Regions from separate parts of the Homo sapiens genome. Here regions 2, 3, 4, 5 and 6 are each linked to region 1. A link is a loop called in an ENCODE intact Hi-C map of the cell type or tissue named here. Cell type or tissue: PC-9. All regions are shown on one strand.

What was found. Peaks named below come from ENCODE experiments on the same cell type or tissue, not always from the same donor. Only the 100,000 strongest peaks of a DNase experiment are listed, where the experiment ranks them.
Region 2: it touches region 1 in a loop (2.6-fold over the local background); 21 of 110 quality-filtered maps call a loop at or near these places.
Region 3: a loop joins it to region 1, with 15 times the contacts of the local background. A loop is called at or near these places in 16 of 110 quality-filtered maps.
Region 4: it touches region 1 in a loop (8-fold over the local background); 54 of 110 quality-filtered maps call a loop at or near these places.
Region 5: it touches region 1 in a loop (3-fold over the local background); 3 of 110 quality-filtered maps call a loop at or near these places.
Region 6: a loop joins it to region 1, with 13 times the contacts of the local background. A loop is called at or near these places in 42 of 110 quality-filtered maps.

The regions. Positions count from the first base shown.
Region 1 is chr10:34,663,452-34,668,451 of GRCh38, forward strand. The region is part of intron 2 of PARD3 (par-3 family cell polarity regulator); the gene reads right to left. It also overlaps the pseudogene RPL37P18. Among named protein-coding and RNA genes, the nearest start is that of PARD3, 150 kb to the right of the region's middle. In PC-9, a CTCF peak has its summit at 3,045 (motif pointing right); DNase peaks (open chromatin) are centred at 3,040 and 3,480; H3K27ac peaks cover 2,334 bases.
Region 2 is chr10:34,717,424-34,722,423 of GRCh38, forward strand. All of the region lies in intron 1 of PARD3 (par-3 family cell polarity regulator), which reads right to left. Among named protein-coding and RNA genes, the nearest start is that of PARD3, 95 kb to the right of the region's middle. In PC-9, no CTCF peak of the experiment used is centred here; DNase peaks (open chromatin) are centred at 2,098 and 3,938; H3K4me3 peaks cover 365 bases; H3K27ac peaks cover 3,341 bases.
Region 3 is chr10:35,216,350-35,221,349 of GRCh38, forward strand. LINC02634 (long intergenic non-protein coding RNA 2634) reads right to left here. Exons shown (of 3, transcript XR_930819.3): 3 at 3,540-3,751. Among named protein-coding and RNA genes, the nearest start is that of LINC02634, 26 kb to the right of the region's middle. RefSeq lists a silencer at 2,346-2,395. In PC-9, CTCF peaks have their summits at 2,300 (motif pointing left) and 2,501; a DNase peak (open chromatin) is centred at 2,302.
Region 4 is chr10:34,811,480-34,816,479 of GRCh38, forward strand. It overlaps PARD3 (par-3 family cell polarity regulator), which reads right to left and starts at 3,817. Exons shown (of 25, transcript NM_001184785.2): 1 at 3,397-3,817. The coding sequence starts at 3,516. It overlaps PARD3-DT (PARD3 divergent transcript), which reads left to right and starts at 4,289. Exons shown (of 2, transcript NR_108043.1): 1 at 4,289-4,322; 2 at 4,641-4,943. RefSeq lists silencers at 3,056-3,335, 3,856-4,025, 4,116-4,165. In PC-9, no CTCF peak of the experiment used is centred here; a DNase peak (open chromatin) is centred at 2,532; H3K4me3 peaks cover 2,701 bases.
Region 5 is chr10:34,755,521-34,760,520 of GRCh38, forward strand. All of the region lies in intron 1 of PARD3 (par-3 family cell polarity regulator), which reads right to left. Among named protein-coding and RNA genes, the nearest start is that of PARD3, 57 kb to the right of the region's middle. In PC-9, no CTCF peak of the experiment used is centred here; a DNase peak (open chromatin) is centred at 3,051; H3K27ac peaks cover 2,914 bases.
Region 6 is chr10:34,958,334-34,963,333 of GRCh38, forward strand. No RefSeq gene overlaps it. Among named protein-coding and RNA genes, the nearest start is that of LINC02635, 12 kb to the right of the region's middle. RefSeq lists enhancers at 567-1,067, 1,068-1,568. In PC-9, a CTCF peak has its summit at 2,919; no DNase peak of the experiment used is centred here.

The sequences.
Region 1 (5,000 bases):
CTTTGTAACACGAAGGATAAATGCTTGGGGTAGATATCCCACTTAATCTCATGTGGTTATTAGTCATCACATGCCTGTACCGAAATATTTCTTATGCCCCATAAATATACACACCTAATACGTATCCACAAAAATAAAAAATTTTTAAAAAAAGTTCCTTCTCTACTTCCAAGCATCTGATTTTAGACGAAGATGGAGCTGACAGGCCCACTGAACACAGTGGGGTGGCACCCTGTTTATGCTTCAGAGGTTCCAGAAGTGTCAAACATTTTAAAGAAGCTGTGTCATTCTTCTATTCATCCACAAAACTTTTCATTTCCCCCTCAGTTTTTGTTATTCCCAAAGAATTCTTTAAAAGAAAAAAAAAAACAGAACATGTATTCCATGACCAATCACTGAAATTCTGAAGATGAGGTGCAGTAGCTGGCCCTTGGGTCTGGGTGCTGTCCTTCACGGAGCCCAGGCCTGAATCTGTAGTGTACAATGTTTAGGCGCCTCATTCAACCAGCCCTGGTGTTGCTTCGTCTTTTCGCCTTGGCACTCCAGTTCTGCCTTCTCTTGGCTTAGCAGGTTGGGGCCTCAGGGCCGCAGCAGCACAGGGAGTGTGTCCAGCTGCGATGTTTCCCTAAGGATGACACTCCCTTCCTCATCTCGCTTCTGCCGCCGAGACCAAAGAGACCAGAGGTGGGAGTTCTTTTTAATATATTTGGTTATGTCACTGTCTGAATCAATAGCAAAGGCAATCGAAAACCTTTTTCTTTTTTCTTTTGAGACAGAGTCTCGAACTGTTGCCCAGGCTGGAGTGCAGTAGCGTGATCTCGGCTCACTGCAACCTCCACCTCCCAGGTTCAAGCGATTCTCCTGCCTCAGCCTACCAAGTAGCTGGGATTACAGGTGTGCACCCCCAGGCCCGGCTCATTTTTGTATTTTTAGTAGAGGTGGGGTTTCACCATGTTGGTCAGGCTGGTCTCAAAATCCTGACCTTGTGATCCGCCCACCTCAGCCTCCCAAAGTGCTGGGATTATAGGCGTAAGCCACTGCACCTGGCCTTTTTTGAGAAGGTGTCTCCCTGTGTTGCCCGGGCTGGAGTGCGGTGGTATCTCAGCTCACAGCAGCCTCTGCCTCCCGGGTTCCAGAGATTCTCCTGCCTCAGCCTCCTGGGTAGCTGGGATTACAGGCATGTGCCACCACACCCAGCTAATTTTTGTATTTTTAGTAGAGACAGGGTTTCACCATGTTGGCCAGGCTGGTCTCGAACTCCTGACCTTAGGTAATCTGCCCACTTTGGCCTCCCAAAGTGCTGAGATTACAGACCTGAGCCACCATGCCTGGCCCAGAAACCTTTTTCTTAGTCAAATTAGCAATTGCTACAGTCTGTCACTTCAGACAAGGCTGTGAAGAGGTGTGTGCCGGACAGGTCTTAGCATGTAGAATGTTGAATCCCCTTCTCTGATTCACTTCTCTTCTATGATGGCTTACAGAGAATTTGTAGACAGTACAGAACTGCTTCCTGGTGTGCATGTGTGTGGTGTGTGTGAAGAGAGAGGGAGAGACAGAGACAGGGAGGGAAAGAGAGGGGGAGAGGGAGGGGGATCCTACTGAATAGAGGCAATATAAGTAAAACCACAATTACAAAGTTTTTTTTAAAATAAAAAAAATCTGCCTAACTTTTCATGCCTAATACAATCAAAGTTATTAATAATTAAGATTTCCAGAACGTGTTTATTAAAATAGTAATTCAAATAAGCTAGGGGATAATCATACTAAAAAAGAAATTCTAAGGCTGGGCGCACCTCATGCCTGTAATCCCAGCACTTTGGGAGGCCGAGGCAGGTGGATCACCTGAGGTCGGGAGTTCGAGACCAGCCTGACCAACATGGAGAAGCCCTGTATCTGCTGAAAAAAACAAACAAAAAAAAATAGCCAGGCGTGGTGGCACATGCCTGTAATCCCAGCTCCTCAGGAGGCTGAGGTAGGAGAATCACTTGAACCTGGGAGGTAGAGGTTGCAGTGAGCTGAGATTGTGCCGTTGCACTCCAGCCTGGGCAACAAGAGCAAAACTACATCACAAAAAAATTTTAAAAATTTTTAAAAAAAAGAAATTCTGGGCCTGGCACGGTGCTCACACCTGTAATCCCAACACTTTGGGATGGCGAGGCAGGCGGATCACGAGGTCAGGGGTTCCAGACCAGCCTGGCCAATATGGTGAAACCCCACCTCTACTAAAAATACAGAAATTAGCCTGGCATGGTGGCACGTGCCTATAGTTCCAGCTACTCAGGAGGCTGAAGCAGAAGAATCACTTGAACCCAGGAGGCGGAGGTTGCAGTGAGCCAAGACGGCGCCACTGCACTCCAGCCTGGGCTTTTTGAGACTTCGTCTCAATTAAAGAACAGAACAGAACAGAACAGAACAGAACAGAACAGAACAGAACAGAACAGAACAGAACAGAACAAAAAGAAAAGAAAAGAAAAGATTAGATTCTAGGCCAGGCGTTCACACCTATAATTCTAGCACCACGGGAGGCCAAGGCAAGGGGCTTACTTGAAGCCAGGAGTTTGAGATCAGCTTGACAACCAAGTGAGACCCTGACTCTACCAAAAAAAAAATTAAATTAAATTAGCCAGGCATGGTGGCATATGCCTGTAGTCCCAGCTACTTGGAAGGCTGAAGGCTGATGCGGGAGGATGGCTGAGCCCAGGAAGCTGCAGTAAGCCAGGATTACACCAGTGCACTCTAGCCTGGATGACAGAGCAAGATCTTATCAAAAAAAAAAAAGCCAATTCTCAAAGAAAAATCCCCATTTAAGTATAGAAGGTATATTACTGAACTCCGGCATGTACATATTCATACCATGCTGACTAATTACATGGCTGATCAAGCAGCCAGAAACTGATCCTGATTCCAATTACTATTGAGTTTCTTCATGATACAGAATAAAAATGTCTGAGAATCTCAAGTTCTCCATGCTCCTTGACAAAGCTTAGAAGTTAATTCAGTATTACCACTAGACTCTAGGTGGCACTCGAGGAATTGCTCAAGAAAACCCCGAGCACATTGCCAGATACTTAGGTCCACCCTTACTAACGTCCAGGAGTCCACAAAAGGATTCCTCATGTGTTGTACTTCTGCTTCTGGACTCCTTCGCCTCACCCTCAGCCCTCCAGGCAGGAAGAGAGGGACAGGGCAGGCACACCTAACATGGGATTGACAGTTCCAAAACCTGAAGCCTTCAGTTTTCAATCTGACCTTGTTTGGAGGACCTAATTTGGAAACCAGACCTTGATTTGCATACAGAACCTTCCACCTCACCTACCCCTCCCCCTAAAAAAAAAAAAAAAAAAAATATATATATATATATATATACACACACACACACACACACAAACATACATTTCAGACCTTTTAGAATATTTCAGATATATTCTAAACTTGGCTGGGCACAGTGAGTCATGCCTTGTAATCCCAGCACTTTGGGAGACCAGGGCGGGTGGATCACCTGAGGCCAGAAGTTTGGTATCAGCCTGGCCAACGTGGTGAAACCCTGTCTCTACTAGAAATACAAAAATTAGCCGACGTGGTGGCGCATGCCTATAATCCCAGCTACTCAGTAGGCTGAGACAGGAGAATCGCTTGAACACGGGAGGCGGAGGTTGCAGTGAGCTGAGATGACACCACTGCACTCCAGCCTGGCCAACATAGAACAGGTAGTGTATAACAAGATTATTGATACATAAGTTGAGAAATAGGTTAGAAAATCCAAGAACAAAATCCAAACATTAAAATGAACAAATCATCTGCAGCAAATCTAGATAGCTAGTAGGAGTGATCTTTCTGCTAAAGAAATGCCAATAGGTCAAAAATAAAAGTTTCATTTCTAAAGAAAGAACAGACCAAACCCCAAGTGTCATTCCACAAGGTTTCACAAAGCACATCTGTCAATGTCTAAAGCATCCCAGAGGCAGTGGTGGGGAGATCAATGGTGCCTTTCTCTGCAGTGGCATTTACCACGGTGTTACTGATAGTGCAGGAATTTAAGGCTACAAAATTGTCACCTATTCATCACTGAACCATAAAAACACAATGGGGAAAAAAGATATTTGATAGCCTTTGGCACTGAAAAATGCCTAATGATTTAAGATGATTTTGTTTCTAGCCATATTGGAAAAGTATTTGCTAGATGATTCTAAGCATTAAGGCATTCACATAGGGGTGATATCGGACAAACTCATCTTTCTAGTCCAGGCCAGTAAGACCAGCCCCAAAATTGACAGCCAGCTTGAATAGGCATGGCAAATTAAGCAGAATATAAATATCAGCCACTGAGGCTAATGTTTATTTTTAAATTCCACAAGAAACAAATAATATTGTGATGACATTATTAAGGATAACACATCATGCTAAGCTCCATTCTCCTCCGTGCAGCCTGAAGGAGAAACCATCTGCTGCTTTAATGTTCCAAAGTTACATAAAGGGGAATGAGAAGAAGGGATGTTCTTAAACTAGGGGAAGAGGAGGTGCAGTACACTAATGGTGCATGTCTCCTGCTCAGCCTTTAACTTCCTGCATGGAGTGAGGATGGATACGGATTGTCCTCAAGCGGCCTGAAATGGTCAAGGTGGAAAAATAAGCAAGACAGTAACTACCACGGGTTCGTAAATGCAAGAAAAAAACAGCTAAGCAACAAATAATTCCTCATCTGCAACAACTACAAATGAAAACCATCAAGACTCCAGGACTATGTGCCGAGACAAGCCTCTTTTCTGGCAAATGTCTTGACCTTATCAAAAAAGCTCAGTAAATTTCTTGGCCTTATCAAAAAAGTTCTGTGGTTACTAGCATAAAAATACCTTCCTCTGGAGAACCCTTCTCTTTTCATTATAGTATTGTCTATCATGAGATTTTGTGGGTGCTCTCTACCTGATATAACCTGCTCAGTGCAACTGAATCATAGTCACTGCATCATATCAAAGTTTTGAACTAGGAGTCAGTCATCTATC
Region 2 (5,000 bases), 54 kb after region 1:
CAAAATTAAAAGTACCTAATCTCCTCTACAACATTCTGTATTAAACACGCATTTATAAGCATGTTCCCCTGCAATCGCAGAGTTCAAAGTTCTGTAGACACCATTCACCCAGAACAGCTTTCCAAACCCTGAGAGTCTGGTGGAGGTGCTGGAAACACCATAAGCAAGCAAAGTCACGGTCCCACGCAGATTACTGGAAAAGCCTTCTAAGAGCAAGAAAAGTCAAATATGGAGAAGAGCGTCCACGTGGCTACTACTGACTGGACACATTTCTATATTTACCATGTACTCTGACAGCAGCTGGGGATGGCAGGATGGCATGGTGCACACCACCAGTGAATTAAGAACCAAACACCCAGTCTGAAAATAATTGTGTTATGCAATAACAGCGGTACAGCCAAATCTATAATAAAACCCCTGTTCTACAACACTTAAATATTAATTTCGGGGCCAAGCGTGGTGGCTCACGCCTGTAATCCCAGCACTCTGGGAGGCCGAGATGGGTGGACTGTCTGAGCTCAGGAGTTCGAGACCACCCTGGGCAACATGGTAAAGCCCTGTCTCTACTAAAATACAAAAAATTAGTTGGGCATGGTGGTGCATGCCTGTAATCCCAGCTACTTGGGAGGCTGAGGCAGGTGAATTGCTTGAGCCTGGGAGGAGGAGGCTGCAGTGAGCCAAGATGGTGCCACTGCACTCCAGCCTGGGTAACAGAGACTCCATCTCAAAAAAAAAAAAAAAAAAAATCAATTTTGGGAGGCAAGCCATAGGTATATGAAAAGGTCACTAACAATACTCAGTTATGGAAATTGTAACTGCCAACCAAGCAGTACATGAATTGAGAAAATACAGAAAACACTAAAGACAAAGAACGCTTCATGAAGAAATGGTCATTTATTTTCAATCAGGAGAAATCTTAGGACAAAGGTGAGGAGGTCAAAACATGCACAGTGAGGCTGGGCACAGTGGCTCACACCTGTAATCCCAGCACTGTGGGAGGCCGAGGCCAGAGGATTGCTTGAACCCAGGAGTTCAAGACCAGCTTGGGCAACAAAGTGAGACCACGTCTCCACAAAAGGCAACATAATCAGCCAGGCATGGTGGTGCATGCCTGTAGTCGCAGCTACTGAGAGGCTGAGGCTGGAGGATTGCTTGAGCCTAGGAGACCAAGGATGCAGTGAGCTGTGATCACACCACTGTACTCCAGCCTGGGCAACACGACAAGACTCTACTCTATCTCAAAAATAAAAATAAATTGGCCGGGCACGGTGGCTCACGCCTGTAATCCCAGCACTTCGGGAGGCCGAGGTAGGCGGATCACCTGAGGTCAGGAGTTCGAGACCAGCCTGACCAACATGGTGAAACCCTGTCTCTACTAAAAAATACAAAAATTAGCCGGGCGTGGTGGCAGGTGCCTTAATCCCAGCTACTTGGGAGGCAGAGGCAGGAGAATTGTTTGAACCCGGAAGGAGCAGGTTGCAGTGAGCCGAGATTGAGCCACTGCACTCAAGCCTGGGGGACAAGAGCGAGACTCAAAAAAAAATAAAAATAAAAAATAAATTTTAAAAAAATGCATGGTGTATTGGAACAACCAGGGAAACAGCCTAGAAACAATACACTCCATCACAACTTGTGGTGTTGTCCTTATTCATCCTTTCTCCCCACAATATACTGATACGTTGAATTGAGCCAGGCACATGTAACATCTCTGCTAGGGATAGACTAGGGCAGAGCCCTTTTTAGACCTGTCTGAAAAAAGCTAGTGCTCGAATCCTAACCTTCATGTCATCATTAATTGTGACGTTTGTTCTAAACAACCTTAAAGCAATGTAATATACCACCAACAGAAACATCAAATGTAAATCCAGAATTTGAGGTTTCAAGGGAAAAAAAGCATTTCAAAAGGCCCCAAATAAATTTTAATTCTAAAATTTTAAGGATTATTTCATTTTCTTATATCCTCCCTCTACTTTAAGTTAAATCCCTTCTCATCCCTCCAATCTTGTTTAATATTAATAGTTACTTAATACATTCCTGAGTGCAGTGCAGCAACACTTCCTGTTTATCAAAAGACTAAAATAAATAGCAGGTCAACAAGACTAGACAAGGAAAACACAAAACTCGTTTGACAACTGGGGCCAGAAACATGTTTGTATGCATGCAAGAGAAACCACCACCTACCTTTTTAGTTAGACCTGCTCGATATCATACAGCAAGCAGATTATTTCAGTATAACCCTCAAACCATGCCCCTCTTTCCTTCTCCCCTCCAAAAGGACATTTAAAGCCAACCAGAGATTTGGGCAATGAATTTATGAACTTTAAGTTCAAGACTTTCAACTTTCATATTACAATGTAGTGATGAATATTACCAATGTGATATGATTAACAAAATTAGCACCTCCTCATATGTGAAATATGGTACTAAAGCCCATTCTTGCTGAAAATCTAGGATGACAAACAACTCACAGGGCAAAACCCATGTGGTTAGGTGGGTGTTTGTTTTGATGCGAAGCCTCCAGTTTTGTTCCTGTCTAGGCCTGTCCCACAGTCATCTGACATTCCTGCAAAAACTTGTCTTTATTTTGGATGGACACACAAGCAATGGAATTGGCACTGAAATTTCAGCTTATGGTGCAGGGTATGTTAGGATACAATTTCCCCCTGAAGTAAATACTGAAACACTGACATGTGGGTTTGTTTTGCTTTTTTACTTTTAAAAATTTGCAAACGGGCACGGCGGCTCATGCCTGTAATCCCACTAGTTTGGGAGGCCCAGGCAGGTGGATCGCCTGAGTGTCAGGCGTTCAAGACTAGCCTGGCCAACATGGCGAAACCCTGTCTCTATTAAAAATACAAAAAATTAGCCAGGTGTGGTGGTGGGTGCCTGTAATCTCAGCTACTTGGGAGGACAACTGTTTGATTCTCTGAGGCAGAAGAATTGCTTGAAACCAGGAGGTAGAGGTTGCAGTGAGCTGAGATCATACCACTGCACTATAGCCTGGGCAACAGAGCAAGGCTCTGTCAAAAAAAAAAAAAAAAAAAAAAAAAAGCCTTGGAAATAATGCCACTGTGTACTATGCCAAGAATTCTAGCCAGGTGCATTGGCTCAGGCCTATAATCTCAGCACTTTGGGAGGCTGAAGCGGGCGGATCACCTGAGGTCAGGAGTTCAAGACCAGCCTGACCAACAAGGAGAAATCTTGTCTCTACTAAAAATACAAAATTAGCCGGGCGTGGTAGCACATGCCTGTAATCCCAGCTACTTGGGAGGCTGAGGCAGGAGAATCACTTGAACTAGGGAGGCGGAGGTTGCAGTGAGCCAAGATCGCGCCATTGCACTCCAGCCTGGGCAACAAGAGCGAAACTCTGTCTCCAAAAAAAAAAAGAATTCTTAACCCACCTAAAATAAGTCATGATAAAGACATCTGCCAGAGCATACACAACCAATCATAAAAACATTCCAAAATTATGTAGTAAGGCTAAATCTACCATAATTTACACAAAATAATTTGCCTTTAATGATTTTCACTCTCAATTAAAAGGCCCAATGTCATGATGAAATAAAAGAAAACACTTTTCAGGCTGATTAGAGGATACTTGGCAGAACAATGAGCTGCATTATTCCAGAAAGGCAATAGAAGTATCCTGAGAATGGTGACTCGTTTGTTCTAAATCTATATCAACTATTCAAAGTAACTTTGAAAAAGCTTACCTAAAGGAATATGATACAGAGACAGAAAATGACTCGGTTATATATAAATCTTAAGCAATGTTACGCTCCTTACAAAGACCAACAGCAACCAAAAGAAATCAATTCCAGAACTGAAGAGACTGCATTCTAAAATTAACAGAATTTTAATATTCAAATTAAGTTATTTCCTTCCTGTACCTCCATCCTGTCTTTGAAAAGAGTTGTGGAGCGAACAGGGCGTAAAGTAAGCTATGTGAAAAGAAGAAAAACCACAGAGACCAATGCCACAGGAATGCTGAAGCTGCACACAGGGTGTGCCTGGGCAGCCGGCAAGCTGAGGGCAGGGAAGGAGTCTGACCCTCTCCTCCAACCCCATAGCCAGCGAAAAGGCAATACCCTGAGAGGGGCTCCAGAGCATCCCCCAGGAGTGCCCAGCATCCACAGTGATAAGCTGAGTGACCAGGGGGCTCAACTACTTGCAGGGTTCCCAAGGGAGCAAGACCCTGCTCTTCCACATTGCGAATCACACACAGTTCCTGTACAGCCATCTCCTGGAGACATAAGATTCCCAGCTCTCACCAATTATGATAAAAATAAAGTGAGATCCATTCAGTTATCTGCTGGAAGATATAACTAAAGCACTAAATACCACTGCTAATCTGAGTTATGTGAAAAATATATATTTTGGGGTTACACCAATACCTTCAATTAAGCATGTACTAAATTATAACATACAAACTCTAACACTAGAAAAACAATGGCTTTAATATTGTCTAAACAGGCTGGGTGCAGTGGCTCACGCCTGTAATCCTAGAGCTTTGGGAGGCCAAACCAGGCAGATCGCTTGAGTCCAGGAGTTCAAGACCAGCCTGGGCAACATGGTGAGATCCCATCTCTAAAAAAATATAATAATAAAAAACACAAAAATTAGCCAGGCATGGCGCCACGTGCCTGTAGTCCCAGCTACTCCAGAGGCTAAGGTAGGAGGACCACCTGAGCCCAGGGAGTTCAAGGCTGCAGTGAGACATGATGGTGCCACTGCACTCCAGCCTTGTGATAAAGTGAGATCCTGTCTCAAAATATATATTTTTGAGACATATATTTATATATTTTTATATATATACTGTTGTTTTATGTATATATATAGACTGTTTATCTATGTATATATAGATTGTCTAAACAGTAACAAATAAGATTTGCCCGTCACCACACTGTCATTCACTCTTGCTATCTCCAGTGGTTATCGCCTGTACAGAAATCAAATTATAGTTTACCTAGTCCAAGTTTTAATAATAAACTGGCTCAATG
Region 3 (5,000 bases), 550 kb after region 1:
AGCTTTGGGACCTAGGGCTGTGGCAACCCTGACGTTACCATCCTGGGCTTGCTTTCTTCCAGGTGTGTATGTAGCTCCACAGATGCTACAGCCACGTAGTCATGGCAGTCAAGAATAACAGCTACCGTGTACAGAGTGCTCACCCTGCGCCAAGGGGCTTCCACATTTAATTCTCCTAGCAGCCCAACAAGTGTTGATGCTGTTACCATTATCCTCATTTTGCAGATGAGGAAGCAAGCTTGGAGAGAAGTTCAGTAGCTTGCCAAAGGTCACATGGCTCAGGACCAAGTGCAGAACCAGGACAGCAAGCCTCTGTCCTGGCGGTTCTCACCCAGTCTGGACCCAAAGGCAGGAAAGTGTTAAGAAACACTTGCTGGCAATGACTCAAGCAGGTGGTGGCTGCAGAGAGAGAGAGCTCTGTGGCTCTGAGTGGCTATGTGTGGGAACACCCAGACCTTCCTGTTCAAATGCACAAAAGCACATTTTCGCTCCTCTCTGGTTTTTCAAATCCCTGATGCTGATCAGGAAAAAATGACTCTACAGTTTAAGGACTAAGGACTAGCTAGCTATTGGAACATCAAAGTCACAGTTATGCTCATTGAAATAGAATCTTACAGCTAAAAGAGGTCTCACCGGTGTAATTTTTTAATTTTTATTTATTTATTTTTTGAGACAAAGTCTCATGCTCGGTCACCCAGGCTGAAGTGCAGTGGTACGATCTTGGCTTACTGCAACCTCCGCCTCCCAGGCTCAAGCGATTCTCCCACCTCAGCCTCCCAAGGAGCTGGAACTACAGGCACGCGCCACTACGCTTGGCTAATTTTTGTGTTTTTTTGTAGAGACGGGGTTTTGCCATGTTGTCCAGGCTGATCTTGAATTCCTAGGCTCAAGTAATCCACCTGCCTTGGCCTCCCAAAGTGCTGGGGTTACAGGCATGAGCCACTGAGACTGACCAACAGGTGTAATTTACTCCTTTCATTTTATAGACAAGAAAACCAAATTTCAGATTGATTTACTTAAATATTGCCAGCTATTGACAATAGACTAGAAATACTCAGATCTCTGAACTAGTGTGATAATCTTTATATTACTGTGATGCCTCTATTTTTCTATAAACTGGATTTTCAACCAGCTTTTGTGCAGCATAGCTTTCTGAGGAAGGATTTGTCCCTGTGGTTTGAATGGACGGAAGCTGGAAGGAAAACCCCGTCACTTACTATGCAAAAGTCCAGCTGGTCTCTGTGACAGCTGGAGGACACAGGAACTCTGCCAGATCTATCTCAGCCACCTCACTTTATGAAGGATGCTTGACCTGTGGTTCAGTCATTTTCTAGGACAAAAGGCTGTTAACAAGATGTACAAGAGCTCTTGCTTTCAACGTTTGTGGAGCTCTCAGAAGCGCTGACTTACAGCAGACCAGCGTGAGGCTTAACTTAGGAATGAACCCTACCTTTTAAAACACAGTTTACTATTGATACCCTTTTTTTTTTTTTTTTTTTTTTTTTTTTTTTTTTTTTGAGACAGAGTCTTGCTCTGTCGCCCAGGCTGGAGTGCAGTAGTGCAATCTCGGCTCACTGCAACCTCCGCCTCTCGAGTTCAAGTGATCCTCCTGCCTCAGCCTCATGAGTAGCTGGGACTACAGGCACATGCCACCACACTGAGCTAATTTTCGTATTTTTAGTAGAGACAGGGTTTCGCCATATTGCCCAGGCTGGTCTCGAACTCCTGACCTCAGGGGATCCACCCGCCTTGGCCTCCCAAAGTGCTGGGATTACAGACATAAGCCACTAAGCCCAGCCACTACTGATAGACTTTTGAGGAGGTGAGAAGCCCAAATAAGGAGGCTTTGGATGAAAGTGGGCTGCCCGGGAGAGGATAGCATGAGTGTGCCTGTTTGTGTCTTCTGTTTTGTGTTCCATACCTCTGGAATTTTCATTCAGTAGGTCTGGGAATTTGTATTTTTAACCAGTTCCTTGCATGTTTGTTTGTTTGTTTTTGAGACAGGGTCTTGCTCTGTTGCCCCTGCTGGAGTGCAGTGGCACAATCACAGATCACCTCAGCCTCCACCTCCTGAGCTGAAGCGATCCTCCTGCCTCAGCCCCCGGAATAGCTGGGACCACAGGCATGTGCCACCACCACGCCAGGCTCAAGTTCCTGGCATGTTTCTGAAGCACTCTAGTGTTGGAGAACACTGAACTCTATGATCTGGGGTTGGGCCTAGCCTAATTTTCCTTTAAGTCATGGATGCTCTTACCCAGCATTTATCCAGCACACAGACTGTTTAATGTCACAGCCACAGCGCCACCTAGTGTATGTGTGACTTCCAAACGGCGTATTTTCTTAGAAACATTAGTCTGTGAACATTTCAAAACTCAACGGGTGGTATTTCTTTTCTGCCATGGACTCTCCAAGTGTATGCCAAGCCCTATGGGGGCAAGGGATTAAGGGCAGTTTTCTCTGATCTAGTTTGGTGAATTATATTCACAGTAACTCTGGGGAGTCTTGGGTTAACTGTGGGGGAGGGGCAATAATTTGACAAGGTTTGGGAATCCTTAAACTATAGAGTTTTCTCTAAGAGTACACAGTTAATTGCAAATAGATTGAATTATTTGACATAAGAACTTTAGACATTACTTCCAGGCCACATAGTTTTAGCAAGTAAGTGACTTTAAAATGAATCCATCTTTTCTCAGCAAAATTACCGGTTTTGCTTTAACTGCATATGAGGGGTTATTTTAGGTGGTTAGAACATAGTGGAAAATGAGGCCAGGCGCGGTGGCTCACACCTATAATCCCAGCACTTTGGGAGGCCGAGCCAGGTGGATCACTTGAGGTTAGGAGTTCGAGACCAGCCTGGCCAACATGGCAAAACCCCATCTCTACTAAAAATACAAAAATTAGCTGGATGTGGTGGTACGCGCTTGTAGTTCCAGCTACTGGGGAAGCTGAAGCAGGATAATCGCTTGCAGTGAGCTGAGATCACGCCACTGCACTCCAGCCTGGGTGACAGAGTGAGGCTCTGTCTCAAAAAAAAAAAAAAAAACCTAGTGGAAAAGAGTTTCAAAGCGTTTTGCGTGTCACTCAGACATGGCTGTGGGTGGCATTTTAGTTCTTATCGTAACCTGTGATCACAGTGTTGGCCTCATGGGAATTGGATGAGCATAATCATATCACTAGAAGTTCTTGGAAAATAAGTATCATTAACTGTGGGAGAGCAGTGATATTTTCACACTCTAAAAAGTATACATATCCTGTTGCTTAGTAATGCCGAGATCAGCATCTGTTTTGTTATTGTAGCTTGAAATATCATGAAAATGTAATTGGAGATGAAGGTGCTGATGGCATTTAGCAATTACTTAGAGGTTAGATTAGTGACATGGTAATGATAATTAGATTATATGCCTTTGAACAATTTCTATTCAGAGACTTTTGATATATGATATTATGAATAAGATAATGTTAGAAATTCCAAATTTTAGAACATTAATCCATCTCAATATTAATTTAAAAATAAATACACATACATACATACATACTTCTTTGGTCAGCCAGAATTTTTTTTTATTAGCCTTTTCCTCACATAACCAGCCAGTGTTAAAATAGATTTGATGTCATGAAGGTTGCAGCTTTTAGGCAGTATAATTTTTTTTCCTGGCATGCATAATTCTGTATTATGTACATGGTTTCATTCATCCTTTTATCCAGATGTCTGAATTGATGTAACCCAGCTGGATTTTATTGGAGTTTAGACCTAGAAGGGTAGAAGACAAATCTACCTTATCAAGGGTATAACATGCCTAACCTATTAGTCTTTCTATTCAAGTAACCTGACTTAATATCATTAAATGCTGGGTTGCTGTTGCTCCAGGAATACAGGATTGTGGCAGTTTGGTGGGGCAGGGAGGGGAGGTTGGAGTACCAGCAGAGGGTTTCATAGAGGGAACACCCCATGTAACAATAGAGAAAGAAGACTGAGTTGCTGGAGGGGCTTAGCAGAAAATCTATGGGAACTCTTCCACAGCTGGTATGGACTTCACGCACCAAAGCACATTGAGATTAGCTGTGGTTTCTTAGGGATTTTCACTACAATCAATTACTTGAATACTTCTAGAGCATTTAGTATCCCAGACACCCCTGTTTCATGATTTTCATTTTAAAATGAGTCAGGCAGTGATTACCTATGTTCTTAAAAATCCATCCTGGATAAAAAGAACTACAGAAACAAAAGAACAAAGTCCAAAGCTACAGGCGCTGTGAAGAGCAGAATGAACAGTGGGTGTGTGCTTGGCTCGAGGAACCATGGCTGACAGCCACCAGACCTGGGTTCTGGTCCTAGCTTTTCTGTTAAAACTCCCTGTGTCGCTTTGGCAAGGTCATTTGACCTCTGTTTGATTGGGAACCTCTGTTTTCTCCACATTGACCTTGACATTTGTGACACTGTGATGAAATTCACAGTGAAATGTAAATTTCAAAGAAGAGTTCATCAGATCTTATTTGTTACCTCATCCCTGTGAACACAGCTTCTAGATTCTTAGTATCAGGTCATGAACCTATAAAATTATCTTTCAGAATGTCTTCAACATCAATATTTTTAATAATCCATTCTGAGGATTGCCCAGCATTTAAGAGAAAAAAGCCTTAGGCTGAAACTGGCCTGTGATGAAGGCAGGGACATCTACTTTGATTCTGGTAACTGGATTAAGATTTTCACACATGAAGACTTTACTTGGGCAAATTTTGTTTTACTTATGTTATTTATAAATGCACCAAAACTGTGACTGAATGAAAATTTTCCACCGCAGGAGTTTCCTCTGCCCTTCTCAACCTAACAGGGCCGCACCAAGTTAACAGAAATTATCACTGGCTTAGAAAAGGTTGTGGTTTTCAGTGTACATTAGGAGGGTTACTGTCCTGTAACCCAGTTTATTATTTTAATATTCTTGAAAGAACTGAAGTAATGAAGGGAGAGGCTATATTTTCTTTAGAAGATTTTTCCATGT
Region 4 (5,000 bases), 150 kb after region 1:
CTATATCAAGGTCAGCCTTCCCACCAACCAAGCCCAGTTCAAATCCTAGTGACTAAATGAGACTCCCACACACACCCCATAATGATAGCACCCACCTCCAAAATCCAGAAGCGATTACTGACTGTATCACAGTGGTGCCAATTAATGCTACCACCTCCTGTTATTTATACTGTTATATATTCTTCCTGTCTCCTAGATTATACTTTTTTTTGAAAATTGCACGAATTCAGTCTTATATTTTTTTCATAGAGCATGACTTTTTATACACAGCAGCCCTTCAACCAACCCCACACAGCGCTGCAGCTCAGCACCATGTCCACCTGGAATCACGCGTGTCAGGTCGCAAGCGCAGAAGAACAGATGCAGACACGGTCCATCCTCCCATCCTGCGCCCTCATGAGAACGGTCCATGTAACGCGGTTCCCAATGTCTAGCACCGCACTGTCCTCAGCGAGGCTCCTAATGCAGATGGGTGGATGAGGATGAACAGCTATTCCCAACCATCAGTGATCACAACCACAAAACCATCTTTCAGGAGAGGAAAAAAGAAATGTCACACATGACTAAGCATAAGCCTTCAAATATCTACTCACTGAGGACATGTCTAGTATTAAATCATGACACTTCACTATCCAGAAAAATTGATTTGTGTAATCTGAAGAGAAAACAGCTCACATGCAATGCCAGAAAATTAGCCCCACCACACCAGAAAATGTTTACTGCAGAGAAAGCCTTGGTGATTTGAGAGTTGGGACCTTTCTCTTTTCCTTTTTATTTTTTATTTTTGGCTTGGTTGGTTATTATCCAAAGCCATAAACATGATCTGCCCACACTTTTCCCCACCAGATGGGAGCTCATCAAGCCACATGTCACCTAGCAACCTAAACACCACTCCACAACTATCCAGCCACCCAATTCTTCACACAGAATTTCTCTTGTTCTATTAGGCAATACGGATAAGGAACAGATAGAGAATAAAAGTTAAAACAGTGTTAAATACATATTAACACTTCCTCATCACTTAATATAGAATGGGAAAAGTAGTAAGAAAGACTAAAAATTAATCTTAATCATTGTCTAGCAATTTCAGAAGAAAAACGAGAAAAAGGAGACCTAGAAGACACTCCAGCTCTGGCAACATTTAAGGGTCAACAATCTTGGGATCCAATGACTGAACTTGGTATACTGCAAAGCCCCCGTTAAAATTCACCTACAGAACTCTAAGTTGTACTTAAAGAGCATGTAAGTGTTGGAACCCCTGACCCATCTCTGACCCTCCCTCTCATCTCCAACTCCCATGTCACTATCACCCTCCCTTCCTTCAGCTCATAGGCCCCTTTTCTCTTTGTGACACCTTCCCAGACACCCTTAAAAAACTGCACTCCCTTTTCTACGCCCTGTGAAACAACCACTGCTAATCGTTAATAAGGACCAGGTCCGTGACCAAGGCCCTGCACTCTAGCCACCCAGCATCCCAGAGGCCACCTCTTCTCCCCATGTCATCACCAGCTCCTTCACCTGGAGGACCCCGCAGCCTCTTGCTCAGCTTCTCACAGCCAGTGGGTCCCTTAGATGTCCAGCACCCAGAACAGTGCCATGGACACAGTCAAAGCTTCAGAATTTCTGTGGAACGAATGCCTGGAACAACTACATTTGAACTACTGCCAAACAGGCAGTTCAGCCTATGTCTATTTTGTGCAGGATGAAACATGGGACACAGTAGGTAAAACAATTTTAATCACATAAAATTAGTAAAGTGAAAGAAAATGTTGACCACCCTCTTCCTATTCAGGAGCCTAGACGTACTGCAGAGTGCATATTACTTTATTTCTCTTTCCTTGCACAATTTGTTTTGTTGGTTTCCAGAGTGCCTGAACAATTTGAGTACTCTTTTGGAACATTTAAAGCATAAACTGTCACACATAAACAACACTTAAAAATGCTAAATGTCCATTTAGATGGTTTTCTTTCCCTTTGTCAGCTTTGCAAGATAAACAGGTGCCCAATTCCCACTAATTTTATTTGATTTTCAATAAAAGAGTTCAACTGTAAGGAACATAACAGAGCTACTAAAGCCAACGTCTTCCATCCTTGTGTCGGGTCTCCAAACGTCCCCCAAAATTATCTTTAAAAGGCCAAATTTATGCTATTTTTTCCAATATATACTAAAAGCAAAACAAAAGTCTAAAAAGCTTTTACTTCTTAATTTCTGAGAGAACTGAAGATGCCACCGGAGTACCCTGTGTACGCTCAATAGGGCTGACCAAGCCACTTTCCAACGTCATTTGCAGCCCCCAAGCCCACAGGGGCCAGGCCACTGTCGGGAACAAATGGGAAATACTGCACCCAAACGAATGCGCTCCCCACCAAAGAGGACTCTACTACAAAGGAAATATATCCCCGGGTGCTTGGGAGAAACTTCAGCGTGGGCTGTTGTCAAACACAGACACAGTCGGTAAAACAATTTAACAAAACGCCTTTTCACTTCTGACACACAGTAGAGGAATGCTGTGAAGTGGAGACAATGTTATCAGTCCACCAGGAAAAAGGGAAATCCACTCAACTCCCAAGTCAGGCCCGGCCCCGCAGCCCAGCCACATGGAACCAGCCCGGGATAGGTAGGAGCTGAGGTCCTCGCAGGAAAACTTTTCATTCCGCGACTCTTCCAAGGTTGTGCTTTCCAGAGCCCAGCAAGTGGGATCAGCTCAGTAAATGCTCGCAAGCGAGTGCCAAGTGCCAGCGGTGGCCCTCCCGGGAACGCCTCCCCGACCCCAAGCCGGCGACTCCCCAAACCCTGCAGCCCCCGGACGCGACGGGCCGCCCCTGCCGGCCCCTACCAGCAGGGGACATGGAGGAAAAGCCCCCCGCCGCTGTTCCGCCCCCGCCCGAGTAAGGGAGAGGAGGCAGAAGGCTCGCAACCCGCCTCTGTCGGAAGGGCAGTCACGAAACTCTCCTCACACCAAAAGTTCCCAGTCCCCGGCCTGTGCCCCCGGGGCCTGGGAGCCGGGAAAGGCCTGGGGCTGGATTTCCCGGCCTGCGCCCCCCGCGCGCTGGCTCGGGGCTTGGCTGGGTCTGCAGACTCCGGGGAGGCGCCCAGGGCCGGCCTATGCGCCGCTGCCCGGCTCGCCCCGCGCTACCGAGGCCGGAGCTCCCGGGCGGAGGGTGAGGGCGGGGGCCGCGGGACCCGGCTGGGTGTCCCAGAGGCTGCGCCCCGGCCCGCGCAGAGAACTTTGGCGCCCGCAGTCCGGGGCGGGGGGCGCCCGCGAGGCCCGACCGGCCGCACTTTCCCTTTCCCCGCCTCCCTGCGCCTCTCCTCCCCCTTCCAGGAAGCGCCATATTGATCCCGGCGCCGTCCCCGCCGCCGCCCCCTCCCCGCCCGCGCCCCCGGCCCCTCACCTTGGCGATGGCCTTCCGGTAGCGGGTCACCGCCTGCTGGATGAGGCTGAAAACTTTCATGTGGCCGTCCCCGCACGGCACGACCACCCGGGTCCGTCCGAAGCACACGGTCACTTTCATGCCGCCGCCGCCGCGGGCGGGCCCGCGCCCCTCGCCGAGCGCAGCCGGAGCAGCCGAGGCCGGGACCGAGGACGCTGGGCGCGGAGGAGCCGCTGGGGACTCGGGCGCGCGGGCGGCTAGGGGCGCGGGCAGGCGGCGGCGACGCCGGGGGGCCGCTCAGCTCGCATGCCCGGCCCGGCCGCCCTCGCCTCGCCTCGCTTCGCCCGGGGCTTGCCTCGCCTCTCCCCGCCGCGGCGCCCGCAGCCTCCGGCCACCTGTTCGGCGTCGCGGCGCGCTCGCCGGCGGCTGCCCGGGGCTGTGTGGCGCTGGCGCTCGCTCGGGGCCGCTGGGGGAGGGGACGGCGGGAGGGGAGGGGAGGGGAGGGGAGGGGAGGGGGAGGAGCAGGGCAGGGCACACAACACCGCGCACATGCGGCAGGGGGAGGCGCGGCCGGCTACCCGCGCGGGGCGGAGCGCAGGACCGCAGCTCGCGCCCCCGCCACCGCCCTCGGGGGCCGACCTCCTTCCCTCCTTCCCTCCCTCCCTCCCTCCCTCCGGGGGCGCGGGACCCCTCGCCCCAGTGCCAGCACGGGCAGGCGGCCGTCTGCCCCCACCAGCCCTGGCCCAGGCGCCCCCCAGCCCCCTTCACCCCGCCCGCCCAGCACCCTGCAGGGCTGCGTCGCCCCTCCTCGGGGACGCCCCTTCCACGCCTCCAGAAGTCTCCACGGAGCCCCCCTTCCCCTTTCTTTGTCACTTTTAATCCCATTCCTCGAACTGGAGGGTTTTGGGTGCAGGCGCTCCCGGGGAAAGCAGTTTGTGCTCAGTGCGGTGAGTCCCCTCCTCACCGCCCCGGAGGCTCCAGCCCGAGCCTCTCCGCCCGCGGGGACTCGAGCCTGCAGCTTGCTCGGCTGGGTTTCTGCCCTGCCCGCTCCCTAGCTCTGCTGCAGGGCCGGCAGCGGCAGTTCTGCCTGAAACGCAAGAATTAATAGTCTGCTCTGGGGAGACAGTGGGGAAGCCGTGAGCGACCGGGCCTTTTCCAGAGGCCACTATTTACCTTGAAGTTTCCTGTTGACCCTCTGCTGACCCACCCGCTTAAATAGATTAGAACTTAAACATCGCAATTCTGATACATTTATTTCTTTGAAGTTCTGCAGCATAAGGAATCCTAACGCGAATCCGTGAACAGTCTATTCCGACGGCGCAGAGAAATCTCACGCGGGGATCCCCACGATGTGCCGGCGCTTAACGCAGACGCCCGAACCCAGGGGAAGGCTGCGACTCCGCGATGAGTGACATGCGGGCTTGAGACGTTCTAAAGGAACGTGGACCGAGTTAGGGAACGTAACTGAAGCTCATTTTGTCTTAGTTATGGACTATGAGTCCTTAATAAATGTATGTCATTATGTTTAAAGAATGACAAATGTCTGCAAAGAGTGGTCCCTGTCCCAAGCCCTTTCCAGACTATGTGAAATTCTTTTTTGCCAGTTGTTTCCAAGACACGTGAAA
Region 5 (5,000 bases), 92 kb after region 1:
GAGGTCATAACTTGGTGTCTGTCTATGCTCAGTGCTACTAGGATCTGGATCTGCTTGTAGTTAGCAGATAACCTAAACTGCCCTCTGATGTTGGCATCTGATCAGCTTCTCAGCAGTTTTCTCATCAAATGATTTCCAAGAACAGTCTCTCCTCAAGAATATGGATACTCAAAGATTTGGCATTAAACTGGGAATTGAGATGAGGAATGGGAAAAAGAAAACATTCCATCCTAAGCATATATAACATGCTTTTTTTTGCCATTTTTCCCCTTCTGTCTCAATCAACCAATTACAAAACTAAAATGATAATGACAAATCAACAAGACAGGCATTAATGTTAAGGCCCAAGACAGGCTGTGCTTACCTGCTTCAAAGGCCACCATATCTGAGAATTGTACCTACTGGCCCCACTTGCTCTAGTTCTGGGGACTAACAGCTTCCCAACAACCATGAAGATGCCCATGGTCCTTTACTCTAGTCTCACACAGGAGCACCAAACTTACAATAAGTTGTTAAACCAAACCAGCAGAGAGAGGGGCTAGGATGCTAATCTGGGTTGAAATCACTGTACAGGTTGGCAGTACCCCTCACCCTCCCTCCTCCAATCTCCCCATGGCAAAAAAATGCACCTTTTTTTTTTTTTTTTTTTTTGAGACGGAGTCTTACTCTGCTGCCCAGACTGGAGTGCAGTGGCACGATCTCAGCTCACTGCAAGCTCCACCTCCTGGGTTCACGCCATTCTCCTGCCTCAGCCTCCTGAGTAGCTGGGACTACAGGCACCCGCCACCACACCTGGCTAATTTTTTGTGTTTTTAGTAGAGACGGGGTTTCAGCGTGTTAGCCAGGATGGTCTTGATCTCCTGACCTCATGATCTGCCCGCCTCGGCCTCCCAAAGTGCTGGGATTACAGGCTTGAGCCACCGCGCCCAGCCAATGCACCTTTTTTTTTTTTCTTATAAAAAAAAAAAAAAAAAAAAAGAGTCAGCTCTGTTGCCTAGGCTGTGGCGTAGTGGTAGTCCTGAACGCCTGAGCTCAAGTGATCTTCCTGCCTCAGCCTCAAGTAGCTGGGACTACAGGCATGCACCACCACACTTGACTAGTTTTTTTACTTTTTATAGAGATGGGGTCTCACTACATTGCCCAAACTGGCCTCAAACTGCTAGCATCAAGCAATCCTCCCGCCTCAGCCTCCTTAAGTCTGGGATTACAGGTGTGAGCCACTACACATAATCAAAGCCATTCATCATTTTAAAGACAATCTCTGTCCTTTGAACCAATAAAATAATCACAGTGCAAAGCTCCGAGTTCCTGGTGAACAGGCTGAAAAGACAAAAGGGAACACTGCTAACAGATTTTTCAACCACTGCTTTCTTCTCCGAAAATTTTCTTCTTTTACTTTTCTGCATGAATCTTAGTTTCAAATTTTAGACTCAAATCACCAAAAGGTACTGTCATCCCCCTAAAAAAAGGTTCTAAAGTCATAAACAAGATAAATAACATAATGTCTTGAATATCTGTGAGGAAAAATTTCTCCTTGATTCCTCTGGTAGGTGCAATGTTTTTTATCCAAATCTGTTTTCGAAGTCTATGACAGCATTTTGCATCTTTTTCTTTACTTAGAGCCTTCATTTATATTAGAACTTCCTCACATCTAAAATACATATTTCCACAATATCTGCACAGGAGGTTCAAACACAGTGATCATGACTGAAAATTATAGTTAATTACTAGTCAGCACTAAAAATAAAAAATTTAAGTTCTTATTCTCATCTAACACAGTATCTGGTTAACAGAAAGTTGCAAATAACTGTGAGGTGTGACATGCTACAGCCTGTCCTTCATCTACCTGTCTTTCCTTTTCCACTTCCTGACTCTTAAATTGTCTTTAAGAAAACATGTCCTGGCCGGGTGCGGTGGCTCATGCCTGTAATCCCAACATTTTGGGAGGCCAAGGCAGGCAGATCACTTGAGGCCAGGAGTTCGAGAGCAACCTGGCCAACCAACATGGCAAAACCACATCTCTACTAAAAATACAAAAAAATTAGCCAGGCACGGTGGCTCACGCCTATAAACCCAGCTACTCGGGAGGCTGAGGTGGGAGAATCGCTTGAACAAGGGAGGCAGAGGTTGCAATGAGCCAAGATCGTGCCACTGGGCGAAACCTGTCTCCAAGAAAAAAAAAAAGAAAAGAAAAGAAAAAAGAAGAAAATACATCCTGAAAACCATTGCAAATTCTACTCATGCCAACTAGGACCATGCCCAGGATTCTGGTCCCCAGTTAACCTCATCAGTGACACATTTTTCTGCCGCTGGTCATAAAATTCAGAGTAAACGATGCCCCATTTTGTCCTTGCACTGGAAGGGTTCTGCTGATGATGCTTCAGTATACTATTAGAAAATTCTCCTCTCTTCTAGATAAACCTGCATCTGTAGACATAAAATGTTTGGGCATATAATTTAATTTCCTAAACCAGCTTCCTTATTGGCAGACTTTGATACTCCTAAAAATGCATCTGTTCCTGACCCCTTTGCAAGCACTCAAAGTATTCATTCTGTAATCCAATATTGGCCTAAACTATGAAATGCTAGAAAATGCTATAATTATCTACATGGGCCACTTTAAGAAAACCTCATGCAATCAGGGCTTAGTACTAACATGAGAAAAGCTAGGATAAACATTAGCTGAGTAAAGAAAAAGTTTTAAAATCACATCAACTTTTTTGGAGTATCCAACAATTTCCACATGCCACTGCTATATGTTATTTTACACATTCTTTTTAACAAATCCCTTCAAGAAAGGTAGTATGCTCCCCATTTTACAGATAAGGAAACCCAGGTTCAGGGAGAGGTAAGCAATTTTTCCAAATAACACAGCTAGAAAGTGGCAGAGCATTATTCCAAAGTCTTTCCACTCCACCACACTATGCCTCATAACCATCTGCAGAAGAGCAGCTTTGGAATGAAGGATATTAGGAGAGGCAAGTGAATTGTCACTGGGAAGTCACTGTGTTGCCCACAATTTCCTTCTTCCTCTTATCACGTCACACTGTCTACAGAAGGACACCTCATGATGAGTCATTTTCTAGTTGGGGCACTCAAGCACTAAGGCCCTTCAACTTACAGACAGTGTAATATGGAAATGTGTTTTAATCCTGGAAGCACTGAGTTTGGATTAATTTCACTTTACTCATTCACAGAAGAAAAAAATTCCTGAGAACAGCTCCTACCTAAAATGCAAGAACTAGAAAAGTCCAAGCCCACCCTGTGAAAGGGCACACCTGGAAGCTCCTTAAGTTGGTGACGGATGACAAGGAAGGTTTAACAGCACAGGAAATTCCCCCATGGTATAAATTATACTAGGTGTGACTGAAACGGCTAAATTAGGTCATGATAGATGGTTGTGTCAGACAGAACAGGTTATGCAAACAAAGACTATGACATGGAGGATGATTTTTGCTGCACAAAAAGAATAGAAAGAGGCGGAAGGAAAAAGCTACAGAATCATAGGCACTGAAGATAAATGAAAACTAAAATAAATGAAGACAAAATTAAATGGCTTCCAGTAATCAAAATTCAATACTGAAACTTTTTTAAAAAGAAAAAAAGAAAAAAAAACTCAATACTGAGAATAGATACAACTCAATGAGAATTGGATATGAAGCACTTTTTTTTTTCTAATAGGAACCAAAGAAATATACTACGGCATAGAAAACTGGCTCAGAACAGGGTATGCAACGGATTTTATTCACACGTGTAAATCTTTAAACTTAGGTCCTAAATGGTCCTATCACATTAGAAGAAAAACAATGTACATAATATTTAATCAATGAGTAAGCACTTACTAGATACACTGTGCTCTTGAGAACTGTTTCACAAGTGGCCTTGCTAAAGTAGAATATCACATTTTAGCTAGAACCACCCAAGTATTTCTAAAAGTGACTGGTATCTATTCCACGCATCAACAAAAGGGAAAAAGAAACTTCTAGAACTTTCCACCTCAAACATTTCACTGAAGGATGATGCACATAGCAATCAAACATTCCGATTTTAAGCAAGTAAAAGAGAGCAAAGAAAAAGTATTCATATAAAACAGGAAGTGAGAGGGACAATTTGAGGCAGCCAATTCAACAGCACATCGCCTAAGGCCAAGGCAGAATTATTTTCAGCAGGCAACATGCTACGCACAAGGATTTCAGCCAGCATAACGTGTGTGCTGCGGTAAAAATACTACTGAAGAGGATTCTTGAATAAAGGCACCCACCATGGCATTTCACAAGTCACTTTATTCCACATGTGGAATAAGAGACAAACTGCCTTATGGCTTAATTTTTAATATCATGTGAAAAGCTCTGCACATACTGCTGCGCTTTCTGATTTTTGTCTACTTTATTAGCTGAGAACACTTATGAATCTAAAAATACTTCGTTTTGGGGAGTGGAATTCCTTTATTCGTATTTGCACATGACTTTACCTGTCAAAATCTTTCACAATGCCACTAGGTATATAGGTTTCAACAAGTTTAGTATAATTCCAATCTTAGCCAACTATATTATGTAAGTAATCTCAATGTGGGAGGCAGCCTCTAAAATGATCTCCCTATCTTCTGGTTTTTATGTCTCTGTGTAAACCCCTCCCCAATCTACCTTTTTTTGGCAGGCGGGGTGTGGGGGACAGCGCAGCGGTGTAGAAACAGTATTTATTATGTTGCCCAGGCCGGTCTCCAGCTCCTGGACTCAAGTGATCCTCCCACCTTGGCCTCCAAAAGTGCTGCGATTACAGACATGAGCCATTATGCCTGGTCCCAATCTACTACTTTTTTTGTTTGTTTTGAGACAGGGTCTCACTGTGCCACCCAGGCTGGAGTGCAGTGGTAGGATCTCTGCTCACTGTAACCTCCACCTCCTGGGTTCAAGTGATTCTTGTGCCTCAGCTTCCCAAGTACCTGGGATTACAGGCACCTGCCACCATGCCCGGCTAATTTTTGTATCTTTAATAGAGAA
Region 6 (5,000 bases), 290 kb after region 1:
TTTTTATAATTTGCAGCAATGTTTTCACTATGGAAGCTCTTTTCCCTAACCATCCATTTCCAAAAGTGAATTTCAACAGAAAAAAACACAACGTACATCAGTCACCAATGTGCCCAGGGTCTAATTTGTGAATAAAAGAGTAACTGGACTGGGGTCAGGCCCTGTGTGCATTTGGGATGTGGTGGGGGCTGCTCTCTCTGCTGAGTGCCAGAGTGAGGGTAGTTAGCAAGTCAACGAGGAGAAAAGGAACTCATGCCTTTCCACTCTGGGACAGTGAAAGTGAATGTGGACTTGACACTGTATGGTGTCCCCATTGATCAGTGATCTTTATTTTTTTATTTTTATTTATTTATTTATTTATTTTTGAGATGGAGTTTACTCTTGTCTCCCAGGCTCGACTGCAATAGCATGATCTTGGCTCACTGCAACCTCGGCCTCCCAGGTTCAAGCAATTCTCTTGCCTCAGCCTCCTCAGTAGCTAGGATTCAGGCACATGTCACCACACCTGGCTAATTTTTGTATTTTTAGTAGAGACGGGGTTTCACCATGTTGGACCAGGCTGGTCTTGAACTCCTGACCTCAGGTGATCCGCCCACCTCGGCCTCCCAAAGTGCTGGGATTACAAGCGTGAGCTACTGCACCCGGCCGATCAGTGATCTTTATACCATTAAAACAAACAAACAAACAAAAAACTGTGAACCTCTAAAGTTAATTAAATATAAAGTTGTTCTGGAAAGTTCTCCCTTGCCCTGCAGATTCCATTAAAAGCATTCCTGGCTGAGCACAGTGGCTCACACCTGTAATCCTAGCACTTTGGGAGGTCAAGGTAGGCGGATCACTTGAGGTCAGGCATTCAAGACCAGCCTGGCCAACATGGTGAAACCCCGTCTCTGCTAAAAAGACAAAAATTAGCCAGGTGTGGTGGCGCGTGCCTGTAATCCCAGCTACTCCATAGGGTGAGGCAGGAGAATTGCTTGAACCTGGGACATAGAGGTTGCAGTGAGCTGAGATCGCGCGACTGCACTCCAGCCTGGGTGACAGAGCGAGAGTCCATCTCAAAAAAAAAAAAAATCCTTGCAGTTCCTCCTGGGCTTCCACTTTGTGTTCCGTGATCTGCCATCCAGCTGACATGGAAGCCAGACATGCCCAAGGGAGCCCCGGCTGCCTGTGGCCAGTTCACTCCAGTGTGTCCGTTTTCAAAGGTAACACAGACCCCTGCTGGGCTGATGCTGCCCTTTAGAGCTCTCTGTGACAAACGGTCCTTTCTTCCTGCCCCCGTTCTGTTCCTTTGCTCTCCAGGGCTGGTTCATCACAGAGCTTCTCACACCAAACACAAAGCTTTAGATTAGGCAGGTTGTTAAAAAAAAAAAAAAATATATATATATATATATACACATATATATATGCATACATATGTGTGTGTGTATCTACCTATCTATCTATATTTATATATATATAATTTTTTTTTTAGCTGCAAAACTGCTATAAAAATGCCACTGGGTGTATGCAACTTCTGCCTTCCTTCATGGCCACCTCTCCCTGGGGAGAGTCTCAGCCAGCTCTCTGACCAAAGACTCAGTGCAATTTCAGAGGACTGCTGTTAGGATCATCAAGTTTCAAACGTTGATACAGATCTGGATCTTCAGGGCCCTTGGGAAAGGGGAAGTGAGGGGTATGAGCTTGTAAGAAGGCCCTGGGGAAGAAGGCACCAGCTTTCCAAGGGCCTTTCTTTCCTAATTAAAGACATAGCTCCCTGCCTACCCTCTACTTAGGTGCGGCAAGTGAGATGGCTTCTCTGCAGCCCTTAGAATAAAGGAGTAAGAGGAAAACCAAAGTTTCCGAGAATGTTCCGCCTACCCCTCATGAAAATGGCAATGCATCCTATTGCTTGATAATGCTAGAAGTTGGCTCTATTTAAAAACCACAAAACCTTTTTTTTTTTTTTTTTTGAGTCAGAGTCTCACTCTGTCACCCAGGCTGGAGTGCAGTGGTGCCATCTCAGCTCACTGCAACCTCTGCCTCCTGGGTTCAAGCAATTCTCCTGCCTCAGCCTCCCGAGTAGCTGGGACTACAGGCACCCGCCACCACGCTCGGCTTTTTGTATTTTTAGTAGAGATGGGGTTTCACCATATTGGCCAGGCTGGTCTCGAACCCCTGACCTCGTGATCTGCCTGCCTTGGCCTCTCAAAGTGCTGCGATTACAGGCGTGAGCCACCACGCCCGGCCCACAAAACCTTTTTCTTTTTTATACTTTTTTCTTTTTTGAGACGGAGTTTTGCTCTTGTCACCCAGGCTGGAGTGCAGTGGTGCAATCTCGGCTCACTGCAACCTCCACCTCCCAGATTCAGGCAATTCTCCTGCCTCAGCCTCCTGAGTAGTGGGGATTACAGGTGTGCACCACCATGCCTGGCTAATTTTTATATTTTTAGTAGAGACAGGGTTTCACCATGTTGGCCAGGCTGGTCTCGAACTCCTGACCTCAAGCGATCCGCCCTCCTTGGCCTCCCAAAGTGCTGGGATTACAGGCATGAGCCACCACACTGCATAAAATTCTATTGAATAGTTCCCCATAAGGTAAAGCCACTTTCCCAACAGAGCATTTAAAACCACTTCCATTCCCAGCATCTCTCACCACTAAGGGATGGATTTGGGGGGTAGGTTTCACCTATCACCTGAACTTTTGTCCCTCGTTGATTTGGAACTGAGTGGAGGGAGGCAGCGTGAGAGGCCTGCGTTTTGCAGGTGTTGGTTGTGGAGTGCAGGCTGGCCTGCCGCTGACGGCTGGGGCAGTGGCCATCTGGCACAGCGGTCCCTGGTTTTGGTAGTGGCTGTCATTCCCTTGGTGGCTATTTCTGAGTGCACTTAGGAACCTGTGTGGAAGCACAGCCTAGAGTCTCCCTCTTCAGGTCTCCCCATGAGTCCTGCAGCTGTAGATATTTCTGTTTTTATTTTCTTTTTCTTTTTCTTTTTCTTTTTTTTTGTTTTTTGAGATGGAGTCTTGCTCTGTCACCCAGGCTGGAGTGCAATGGCGCAATCTCGGCTCACTGCAGCCCCCGTCTCTCGGGTTCAAGCGATTCTCCTGTCTCAGCCTTTCAAGTAGCTGAGATTACAGGCACACGCTGCCACGCCCAGCTAATTTTTTGTATTTTAGTAGAGATGGGGTTTCACCGAGTTGCCTAGGCTGGACTTGAACTCCTGAGCTCAGGCAATCCACCCGCCTCGGCCTCCCAAAGTGCTAGGATTACAGGCATGAGCCACTGCGCCTGGCGATATTTCTTAATAAATTCATGTCTTGCTGAGTGTGGTGGCTCAAGCCTATAATCTCAGCACTTTGGGAGGCCAAGGCAGGAGGATCGCTTGAGGTCAGGAAATCAAGACCAGCCTGGGCAACATAAAAGACCCTATGTCTGTTTTAAAAAATTTAAAAATAAATAAATAAATAAACTTGTCTTGACGCTCGAGACCAGCCTAGGCAACATAGCCAGTCCCCCATTTCTACAAAAAATAAGAAAATTAGCCGGGTGCAGGGGCACATGCCTATAGTGCCAGCTACTTGGGAGGCAGAGGTGGGATGATCACTTGAGCCCAGGAGTTTGAGGCTGCAGTGAGCTATGATTGTACCACAGCACTCCAGGATGAGTGACAGGGGGACACCCGTCTCTAAAAGTAAATAAATACATAATAAAATCCTGTCTTTTTTTTTTTTTTTTGAGATGGAGTCTTGCTCTGTTGCACAGGCTGGAGTGCAATGGCGCGATGTCAGCTCACTGCAACCTCCACCTCCCGGGTTCAAGCGATTCTCCTGGGTCAGCCTCCTGACTAGCTGGGATTATAGGCGCGTGCCACCGCACCTGGCTAATTTTTGTATTTTTAGTAGAGACAGGGTTTTGCCATGTTGGCCAGGCTGGTCTCAAACTCCTGACCTCAAATGATCTGCCCACCTCGGCAGGTGAGGAGAGTTGATGTGAATTTCAGGAACACAGCCCGGGGCCAGGGCCATAGGGGGATGAGTGTTGGGCCTCCAGCTCCTCACACAGAGCTATCCTGCCCCAAACCACCCAGGGCATTTTTTGCCACCAGCTCCTGCCTCTGGATAATGTTTTTTTTTTTTTTTTTCAGATGGAGTCTTGCTCTGTTGCCCAGGCTGGAGTGCAGTGGTGTGATCTTGGCTCACTGTAACCTCCACCTCCCAGGTTCAAGCAATTCTCCTGCTTCAGGCTCCCGGGTAGCTGGGATGACAGGCGGGCACCACCATGACCAGCTAATTTTTGTATTTTTAGTAGAGTCAGGGTTTTACCATGTTGGCCAGGCTTTGATCCACCCACCTCAGCCTCCCAAAGTGCTGGGATTACGGGCATGAGCCACCGCGTCCAGCCTGCCTGTGGGCATTTTGTCTTTCTCCCTCTGTCCCCACTCTCACATCCCACCTCACATGCACAGAAGCTATTCCCTCCACCCTTCTTCTGTGCTTATTCTTGGAAAAAGACACAACAAACCCATGTACACTCATGCTGGTGATAAGACTGTTACCTGCTCCCCAGCAAAGCCTAAGCTGTGGTCACAGTTACAAAGGCCTATGGAAATCCAGATTTTTGTGCATACTTTTCTGATTTTTGTCTGTTAAAAACCAACCAGTGTGTGTTAAAATATTTTGTTCATGGGCAGCCTCTGGCCCACAAGACAGGGGAGAACGCCATGTGACAACAGAAGGTGGGAGGGACCTGTCAGAAGCCAAGGAATGCCAAACATGGCCAGCAAACCACCAGAAGTTAGGCTGAGTCAAGGAAGGGTTTTCCTCTGCAGGCTTCAGAGGGAGGACGACCCTGCCAACACCTTGATTTTGGACTCCTGAGCTCCAGAACCAGGAGACAATAGACTTCTGTGGCTTTCAGCCATTCAGTTGGTGGTGTTTTGTCATGGCAGACCAGCAAACAAACACAGATTTGATACTTTATGTCCTCTGGCCAAAGGTCGGACTTTAAGAAGTCACAGGGAGGCAG